Regions from separate parts of the Homo sapiens genome. Here region 2 is linked to region 1. Evidence: read pairs that join two places in POLR2A ChIA-PET (ENCODE). Cell type or tissue: endothelial cell of umbilical vein. All regions are shown on one strand. Each heading gives the region's core, and the rest is flanking DNA. Links, peaks and the distances in the headings are about the cores only.

Region 1 (4,389 bases), core at 136-4,135:
TCTCATGGATTAAATCAGCCATAGTCCAAATGCAAAGAGGGAAGGAGCTTCATTTACTGTTGTTCCTTCACAAAGGAACCATTGCAGTCAAGTGCAGGGCTCCATGAGAGCTGGAGAGGGGTCCCCAGACCTCCATCCTCACGGTCCAGGATGGGGAAGTCATAGCCAGATTTAGCAGTTCCCCTTTGTCAGTGCAATGCCTCATCCTCCATGTTTCCCCTTCTAGGATGATCTAGTTTGATTCAACTCTTCTTGGCCCTTAACTTTCCTCAGGGAGGCAGGGGAGGCCAGAAGTCAAGAGAATAGATACGTGGCATTAGGCTTTCCCCATAAGAAAGGTTGAGCATGGTAGCCATGGAAGGATGTGTAGGTTGTTCACTGCTCAAGAGCATTGACTGTGGGGAAGAATGGGGCCGAAATGCAGCCCATACCCTGCTTGCCAAGCTGGGTACAAAATCACTCCTGCCAACAAGAAAAGGAGGAAAAGGACCTTTTAAAAAAATTTGCTGTTGACTTGGATGCTGAGGGCTACGTGGAGGGCCTGGACAATGAGGAGAGGATGAGGAGGAGGAGGAGGAGGAAGGAGAAGAGGAGGACATGAGTGCAGAAGAGGAGGATGAAGACGATTATAACAATGGAGAGGTAGATGATGAAGAAGATGAAGAAGACCTTGGTGAAGAAGAAAGGAGTCAGAAGTGAAAGCAGCTCAAAGATGAGGGAGAAGACGATGACCAAGTGGAATAACGTATTTTCAAAAATGCCTATTGTGATTTGTGTTTTTACCCATATCCCCTCTACCCTCATAATCCTGCCCCCAAAACTTTTTTTTTTGTTGTTGAGACAGGATCTTGTTCTGGCACCCAGGCTGGAGTGCAGTGGCGTGATCACAGCTCACTGCAACCTCCGTCTCCCGGGTTCAAGCCATCCTCCTGCCTCAGCCTCTTGAGTAGCTGGGACTACAGGTGCATGCCACCACACCTGGCTAATTTTTGTGTTTTTTGTAGAGATAGGGTTTTGCCATGTTGCCCAGGACGGTCTTGAACTCCTGGGCTCAAGTGATCCCCCCACCTTGGCCTCCCAAAGTGCTGGGATTACAGGCATGAGCCACTGTGACCTGCTCCAAAACTTATTTTTTTCTTATTGTAACATAGCTGTGTGAACAAGAAGGGAAAGGTGTACTGGGGGTTGTTGGAGGAGGGAAAGTGTGGGGGAAATAAAATACTATTTTTATTGTCAAAAAATTTGCATAAAGGAGACTTATGGGCCAAGAGAGGTCCTGGTTGAAGGAAGGAAAACATTTTGCTTTGCAGGGAGGATGAGTCTTTAGTAGAAAACAAAACAACAACAACAACAAAACATCCCCCAAACCAGCAAAAATGCCCATTTTAGCAAATTGCCCTATTATGTGTGTAGTTTTTAAGTAGATTTTCATATATAAGAGAGACAAGGAAAGAGGCGAGCGGACAGCTGTGATGAAAGAGCCCAAGGAACCCCCCCAATAAGGCACCATCTCAGAGAAGGCACTTCTTTGGGGGTCACTCAGTGAGACCTGGGAAGGTGAGCGGAAGGGGCCTCTTCTGCAGATGGTGGCCTGGAGGAGAAGACCCTTTTCCACTGCACCGAGACGATCAGCGGGAAGAATGAGTGGGTGTGTATTCATTATCTATTGCTGTATGAAAAACTACCCTACAGTGTAGCTGCTTAGGAAATACATTTATTGTTTCTGTGAGTCAGGAATCCAGGCACATTTAGCTGGGCCCTCTGGCTCAGGATCTCTCCCAGATTGCAATCAAGGTATGCGCCAGGGCTGCAGTCATCTCCTGGCTCTGCCGGGAGGAGCTGCGTCCAAGCTGACTCACGTAGTTGTTGGCAGGGTTCTGTTTTCTGTGAGCTGTGGGACTGGGGACCTTAGTTCCCCATGGGCTGTTGTTTTGCAGGCCACCCTCAGTTTCTTGCCACGTGGGCCTCTCCATAGGGCAGCTCACAACATGACCACTGTCTTCTCTCAGCATGAGCCAGAAAGAAAATCAAGAGAGGGATAGCAAGATGGGAGTCATGATCTTTCTATAGCTTCGTCTCAAAAGTGATATCCCATCCCTTTAGAAGGGAGTCAACTTGGGGCCGGGCGCAGTGGCTCACTCCTGTAATCCCAGCACTTTGGGAGGCCAAGGCAGGCAGATCACGAGGTCAGGAAATCGAGACCATCTTGGCCAACACGGTGAAACCCCGTCTCTACTAAAAATACAAAAAATTAGCCCGGCTTGGTGGCGGGCGCCTGTAGTCCCAGCTACTCTGGAGGCTGAGGCAGGAGAATGGCGTGAACCCAGGAGGCGGGGCTTGCAGTGAGCCGAGATCGTGCCACTGCACTCCAGCCTGGGCGACAGAGCGAGACTCCGTCTCAAACAAAACAAAACAAAACAAAACAAAAAATACAAACAATTAGCTGGGCGTGGTGGCACACACCTGTAATCCCAGCTACTTGGGAGGCTGAGGCAGGAGAATTGCTTGAACCCGGGAGGCAGAGGTTGCAGTGAACTGAGATCATGCCACTGTACTCCAGCCTGGGTGACAGAGCAAGACTCCGTCTCAAAAAATAAAATAAAATAAAACAATAAAAAATAAAAGAAGGGAGCCACTTAGTCCTGGCCTCCATAGTGTGGGTGGCTGAAGGAACGTGAAGATAAATGTCTCTGAAGACAAGAAGGTGAGATAATTAAGAGACTTAGGTTTTGGATGGGTCACCTACACAAATGAAGTGACCCAGAATGCTGAGGGAACCAGGGTGGAGGTAAACTGGGAGGTGGGTGCTAAAACTTCTAGGGTGGGAGAGAGAGTGACACCAGGTGTTGAAATTACAGAAGGGACCATTTCTGGCAACACAGCAGACCAGATATCCTATAAAAGTCTTCCATTACAGAACACCTACACATCAGGAGCTCAAAAACAGATATATTCTTTAAATGTCTAGCCAACATTTTGGAAAAGTGTGGGAAATCCCTCAGGGCCAAAACCAGAGGGAGTTGGACACCAGAGTGATAAGCAGACACTGAAGGCAAGGCCAACCTCAGGGCTTGGCTCAATATTCTAGAACTTTACCCTTGTTCTCAAGTCTCCGTGTGGACAGGGGATGAGGGTTACCTGGTTTCTGCTCCTTTGACTATGGCATAGACTCTGTAGATGTCTGTAATTGACCGGGAGGTATGTAGATGACTGTATCAAGTTATCCTCCTGACCGGGCGCAGTGGTTCATGCCTGTAATCCCAGCACTTTGGGAGGTCAAGACAAGGAAGGAGGTGAGCTGACAGATGTGCTGGAAGAGCACAAGGAACCCACCAGTCAGGCATGATCTCGGAGAGGGCGCTTGTTTGGGGGTTACTCAGTGAGACCTGGGAAGGAGAGAAGGGACCTTTTCTGCAGACGGTGGCCTGGAGAAGAAGCTCTTTTTCCACTGAAACAGGAGGAATGGCGGGAAGGATGAATGGATATGTGTATTAATTATCTATTGCTGCATGACAAATACGGATCACTCAAGTCCAGGAGTTTGAGACCAGGCTGGGCAACATGATGAAACCCTGTCTCTACCAAAAAATACGAACATTAGCTGGACATGGTGGTGGGTGCCTGTAATCCCAGCTAGTCAGGAGGGTGAGGCAGGAGGATCACCTGAGCCTGGGAAAGTCGAGGCTGCAGTGAGCCATGATCACGCCACTGCACTCCAGCCTGGGTGACAGAGTGAGAACCCTGTTCCCCTCCCCACCCCTCAAAAAGGAAAGAAAGTTATCCTGCCCTTGCCTAGACTTAGATGAACCCAGTCTATTTTTTGCAGTTATACATGGGGATGGCAAAAGGCAGAATCCTGGGCATTGGCATGAAGGCCTTGGGTCTTAATGCCTAAGTGAGTCACATAAACCCTGGACAAAAGGCTGTACCGTCAATATGAGGAAAAGCTAGAAAAAAAGACCTATCACTCTCATAAAAATTCATAACCATAGTCCACACCCTCACATAGATTTGGCACTAGAATTTATACCACCTGTTTAGGTCTGTAAATGCCAAGCCAAACTAATAATTGAAAGTGGTTCTAGTTGGAGAACTGTGGGGCACCCAGCACAATTCAGAGCAAATCGTTTTGGAAATAGAATCTCAGCCCAGGTTTCCTGCAATTCCCATACATTGCTCAACTAAACATGAGTTCAGAAGTCAAAATTACAAAATACCCTAGGAAACACGCCACTAGGAGAGTGAGTCAGAAGGAAAATAAGATAGTAGAAAAATTAGATTCTAAATTACCAGAGACAAGCAGGATACCAGGAAGACAGGAAGCAGGTGATTTGACCCAGTGACAGGTACCTGGAAACAGTTTGGTTGTTTAGTTATGAAGCTTAAAAA
Region 2 (4,389 bases), core at 157-4,156, 330 kb after region 1:
GTCCATGTTTTCTCATCATCCAGCTCCCACTTATAAGTGAGAACATGTGGGATTTGGTTTTCTGTTCCTGCATTAGTTTGTGGAAGATAATGGCCTCCAGCTCCATCCACGTCCCTGCAAAGGACACCATCTCATTCCTTTTTATGGCTGTATGGTATTCCATGGTGTATATGTACCACATTTTCTTTATCCAGTCTATCACTGATGGACATTTAGGTTGATTCCATGTCTTTGCTATTGTGAATAGTGCTGCAATGAAAATACATGTGCATGTATCTTTATAATAGAATAATTTATATTCCTTTGGGTATATACCCAGTAATGGGATTGCTGGGTCAAATGGTATTTCTGCCTCTAGATCTTTGAGGAATCACCACACTGTCTTCCACAATGGTTAAACTAATTTATAGTTCCACCAACAGTGTACAGTGTTCCTTTTTCTCCACAACCTTGCCAGCATCTGTTATTTTTTAACTTTTTAATAATAGCTATTCTGATTGGTGTAAGATGGTATCTCATTGTGGTTTTGATTTGCATTTCTCTAATGTTCAGTGATGTTGAGCTCTTTTCATATGTTTGTTGGCTGCATGTATGTCTTCTTTTGAGAAGTGTCTGTTCATGTCCTTTGCCTACATTTTAATGAAGTTGTTTTTATCTTTTAAATTTGTATAAGTTCCTTGTAGATGCTACATATTTGACCTTTGTCAGATGGATAGATTGCAAACATTTTCTCCCATTCTGTAAATTGTGTGTTCACTCTATTGGTAGTTTCTTTTGCTGTACAGAAGTTCTTTAGTTTAACTAGATCCCATTTGTCAATTTTTGCATTTGTTGCAATTGCTTTTGGTGTCTTCATCATGAAATCTTTGCCCATGCCTATGTTCTGAATGGTATTGCCTAGATTTTCTTCTATGGTTTTTCTAGTTTTTGGGCTTTACATTTAAGTCCTTAATCCATCTTGAGTTGATTTTTGCAGATGGTGTAAGGAAGGGATCCAGTTTCAATTCTCTGCATATGGCTGGCCAGTTATCCCAGCACCATTTATTAAATAAAGAATTCTTTCCCCATTGCTTGTTTTTGTCAGGTTTGTTGAAGATCAGATGGTTTTAGGTGTGCAATCTTATTTCTGGGTTCTCTATTCTGTTCCATTGGTCTCTGAGTCTTTTTGTACTAGTGTAATGCTGTTTTGGTTACTGTAGCCTTGTAGTGTAGTTTGAAGTTGGGTAGCGTGATGGCTCCAGCTTTGTTCTTTTTGCTTAGGATTGTCTTGACTATTTGGGCTCTGTTTTGATTTCATATGAATTTTAAAATAGTTTTTTCTAATTCTGTGAAGAATGTCAATGGTAGTTTAATGGAAATTGCATTGAATCTGTAAATTGCTTTGAGCAGTATGTCAATTTTCATGATATTGATTCTTCCTATTCATGAGCATGGTATATTTTTCCATTTGTTTGTGTCATCTCTGATTTCTTTGAGCAGTGGTTTATAGTTCTCTTTGAAGAGATTCTTCACTTTCCTTGTTAGCTGTATTCCTGGGCATTTTATTCTTTCTGTGACAATTGTGAATGGAGGTTCACTCATGATTTGGCTCTCAGCTTGCCTGTTGTTTGTGTATAGGAATGCTAGCAATTTTTGCACATTGATTTTGTATTTTGAGACTTTGCTGAAGTTGCTTACCAACTTAAGAAGCTTTTGGCCTGAGACAATGGGGTTTTCTAGATATAGGATCCTGTCATCTGCAAACAAAGATAGTTTGACTTCCTCTCTTCCTGTTGGAATCTTCTTTCTTTCTTTGTTTTGCCTGATTGCCCTGGACAGAACTTCCAGTACTATGTTCAATAGGAGTGGTGAGAGAGGGCCTCTTTGTCTTGTGCCAGTTTTCAAGGGGAAATCTTCCAGCTTTTGCCGAATCAGTATGATATTGGCTGTGGGTTTGTCATATGTGACACTTATTATTTTGAAGTGTGTTCCTTTAATACCTAGTTTATTGAGCGTTTTTAACATAAAGGGATGTTGAAATTTATTGAAGGTCCTTTCTGTATCCATTAAGAAATTCATATCTTTAGATCTGTTTATGTAATGTATCACATTTATTGATTTGTGTACATTGAACCAACCTTGCATCTCAGGGATGAAGCCTACTGAATTGTAGTGGATAAGCTTTTTGATGTGCTGCTGGATTTGGTTTGCCAGTATTTTGTTGAGGATTTTTGCATTGATGTTCATCAAGGGTATTGGCCTGAAGTTTTTGTTGTTGGTTGTGTATCTCTGACAGGTTTTGGTGGTGGGCTCCTGTAATCCCAGCTACTCAGGAGGCTGAGGCATGAGAGTCACATGAACCTGGGAGGCAGAGGTTGCAGTGAGCTGAGATTGACCCACTGCACTCCAGCCTGGGTGACAGAGCTAGACTCCATCTCAAAAAAGAAAAAAAAATAAGTTAGGGAAGATTCCCCCTCCTTTTCAATTTTTTGGAATAGTTTCAGTAGAAATAGTACCAGCTCTTCTTTGTACCTTTAGTTGAATTCATCTGTGAATCTCTCTGGTCCTGGGCTTTTTTTTTTTTTTTTTCCCGGCTGGTAGGCTATTTATTTCTGCCTCAATTTCAGAACTTGTTATTGGTCTATTCAGGCATTCTGTTTCTTCCCTGTTCAGTCTTGGGAGGATGTATGTGTCCAGGAATTTATCCATTTCTTCTAGAATTTCTAGTGTATGTGCATAGGGTTGTTTATAGTATTCTCTGATGGTTGTTTGTATCTCTGTGGGGTCAGTGGTGATATCCCCCTTATCATTTCCGATTGTGTTTATATAAATCTTCTCTCTTTTCTTCTTTACTAGTCTAGCTAGCAGTCTATCTGTCTTATTAATCTTAAAAAAGCAGTTATTGGATTCATTGATTTTTTGAAGGGTTTTGTTTTGTTTGTTTTTACCTTCTTCAGTTTAGCTCTGATCTTGATTATTTCTTGTCTTCTACTAGCTTTGGGTTTATTTGCTCTTGGTTCTGTAGCTCTTTTAGTAGTTAAGTTGTCAATTTGAGCTCTTTCTAGCTTTTCGATGTGGGCATTTAGTGCTGTAAATTTTCCTCTTAACACTGCTTTAGCTGCATCCCAGAGATTCTGGTACACTGTATCTTTGTTCTCATTAATTTCAAAGAACTTGATTTCGGCCTTGATTTCATTATTTGCCCACAAGTCATTCAGGAGCAGGTTCCATGTAGTGTTCAGTTTCCATGTAGTGATGTGGTTTTGAATGAATTTCTTAATCTTGAGTTGTTCAGTTTCCATGTGATGTGTGTTTTTGAGTGAATTTCTTACTCTTGAGTTCTAATTTGATTGTGCTGTGGTCTGACAGACTGGTTGTTATGATTTCAGCTCTTTTGCTTTTGTTGAGGAGTGTTTTACTTCTGATTATGTGATCAATTTTAGAGTTAAGTGCCATGTGGCAATGAGAAGAATGTATATTCTGTTGTTTTGGGGTGGAGAGTTCTTTAGATATCTATCAGGCCCACTTGATCCAGAGCTGAGTTCAAGTCCCGAATATCTTTGTTAATTTTCTGTCTTGATGATCTGTCTAATAGTGTTGGTGTGGTGTTAAAGTCTCCCACTATTACTATTTGCAAGTCTAAGTCTCTGAAAGCCTCTAAGAACTTGCTTTATGAATCTACATGCTCCTGTATTGGGTGCATATATATTTAGGATAGTAAGCTCTTCTTGTTGAATTGAACCCTTTACCTTTATGTAATGCCCTTCTTTTGTCTTTTTTGATCTTTTTTAGTTTATTTGTTTGTTTATTTTTGAGATGGAGTCTTGCTCTGTCTCCCAGGCTGGAGTGCAGTGGCACGATCTTGGCTCATTGCAACCTCCACCTCCTGGTTCAAGTGATTCTCCTGCCTCAGCTTCCCGAGTAGCTGAGATTACGGGCACCCACCACCATGCCCAGCTGGTTTTTGTACTTTTTGTGGAGATGGGGTTTAACCATGTTGGCCAGGGTAGTCTCAAACTCCTAATCTCAGGTTATTCACCTGCCTCGGCCTCCCAAAGTGCTAGGATTACAGGCATGAGCCACTGCGCCCAGCCCTTTGTTGGTTTAAAGCCTGTTTTGTCAGAAACTAGGATTGCAACCCCTGCTTTTTTCAATATTTTCCATTTGCTTGGTAAATTTTCCTTCATCCCTTTATTTTGAGCCTATGTATGTCTTTGCAAGTAAGATGGGTCTCTTGAAGACAGCATATTGATGGGTCCTGGTTCTTTATCCAGTTTGCTGCTCTATATCTTTTAATTGGGGCATTTAGCCCATTTAAATTTAAGGTTAGTATTGTTATGTGTGAATTAGATCCTGTCATCATGATGCTAGTTAGTTATTTTGTAGACTTCTTTCTGTGTTTGCTTCATA

What was found. ChIA-PET counts read pairs that join two places held together with the same protein. Peaks named below come from ENCODE experiments on the same cell type or tissue, not always from the same donor. Only the 100,000 strongest peaks of a DNase experiment are listed, where the experiment ranks them.
Region 2: POLR2A ChIA-PET joins it to region 1 with 5 read pairs; 2 of 35 experiments call an interaction of 5 or more read pairs at or near these places.

The regions. Positions count from the first base shown.
Region 1 is chr6:143,578,085-143,582,473 of GRCh38, forward strand. It overlaps a transcript of PHACTR2 not described here. Among named protein-coding and RNA genes, the nearest start is that of PHACTR2-AS1, 11 kb to the left of the region's middle. In endothelial cell of umbilical vein, for the core only: no CTCF peak of the experiment used is centred there; a DNase peak (open chromatin) is centred at 1,787.
Region 2 is chr6:143,906,980-143,911,368 of GRCh38, forward strand. The region is part of intron 6 of ZC2HC1B (zinc finger C2HC-type containing 1B); the gene reads left to right. Among named protein-coding and RNA genes, the nearest start is that of ZC2HC1B, 45 kb to the left of the region's middle. In endothelial cell of umbilical vein, for the core only: no CTCF peak of the experiment used is centred there; no DNase peak of the experiment used is centred there; H3K27me3 peaks cover 157 bases.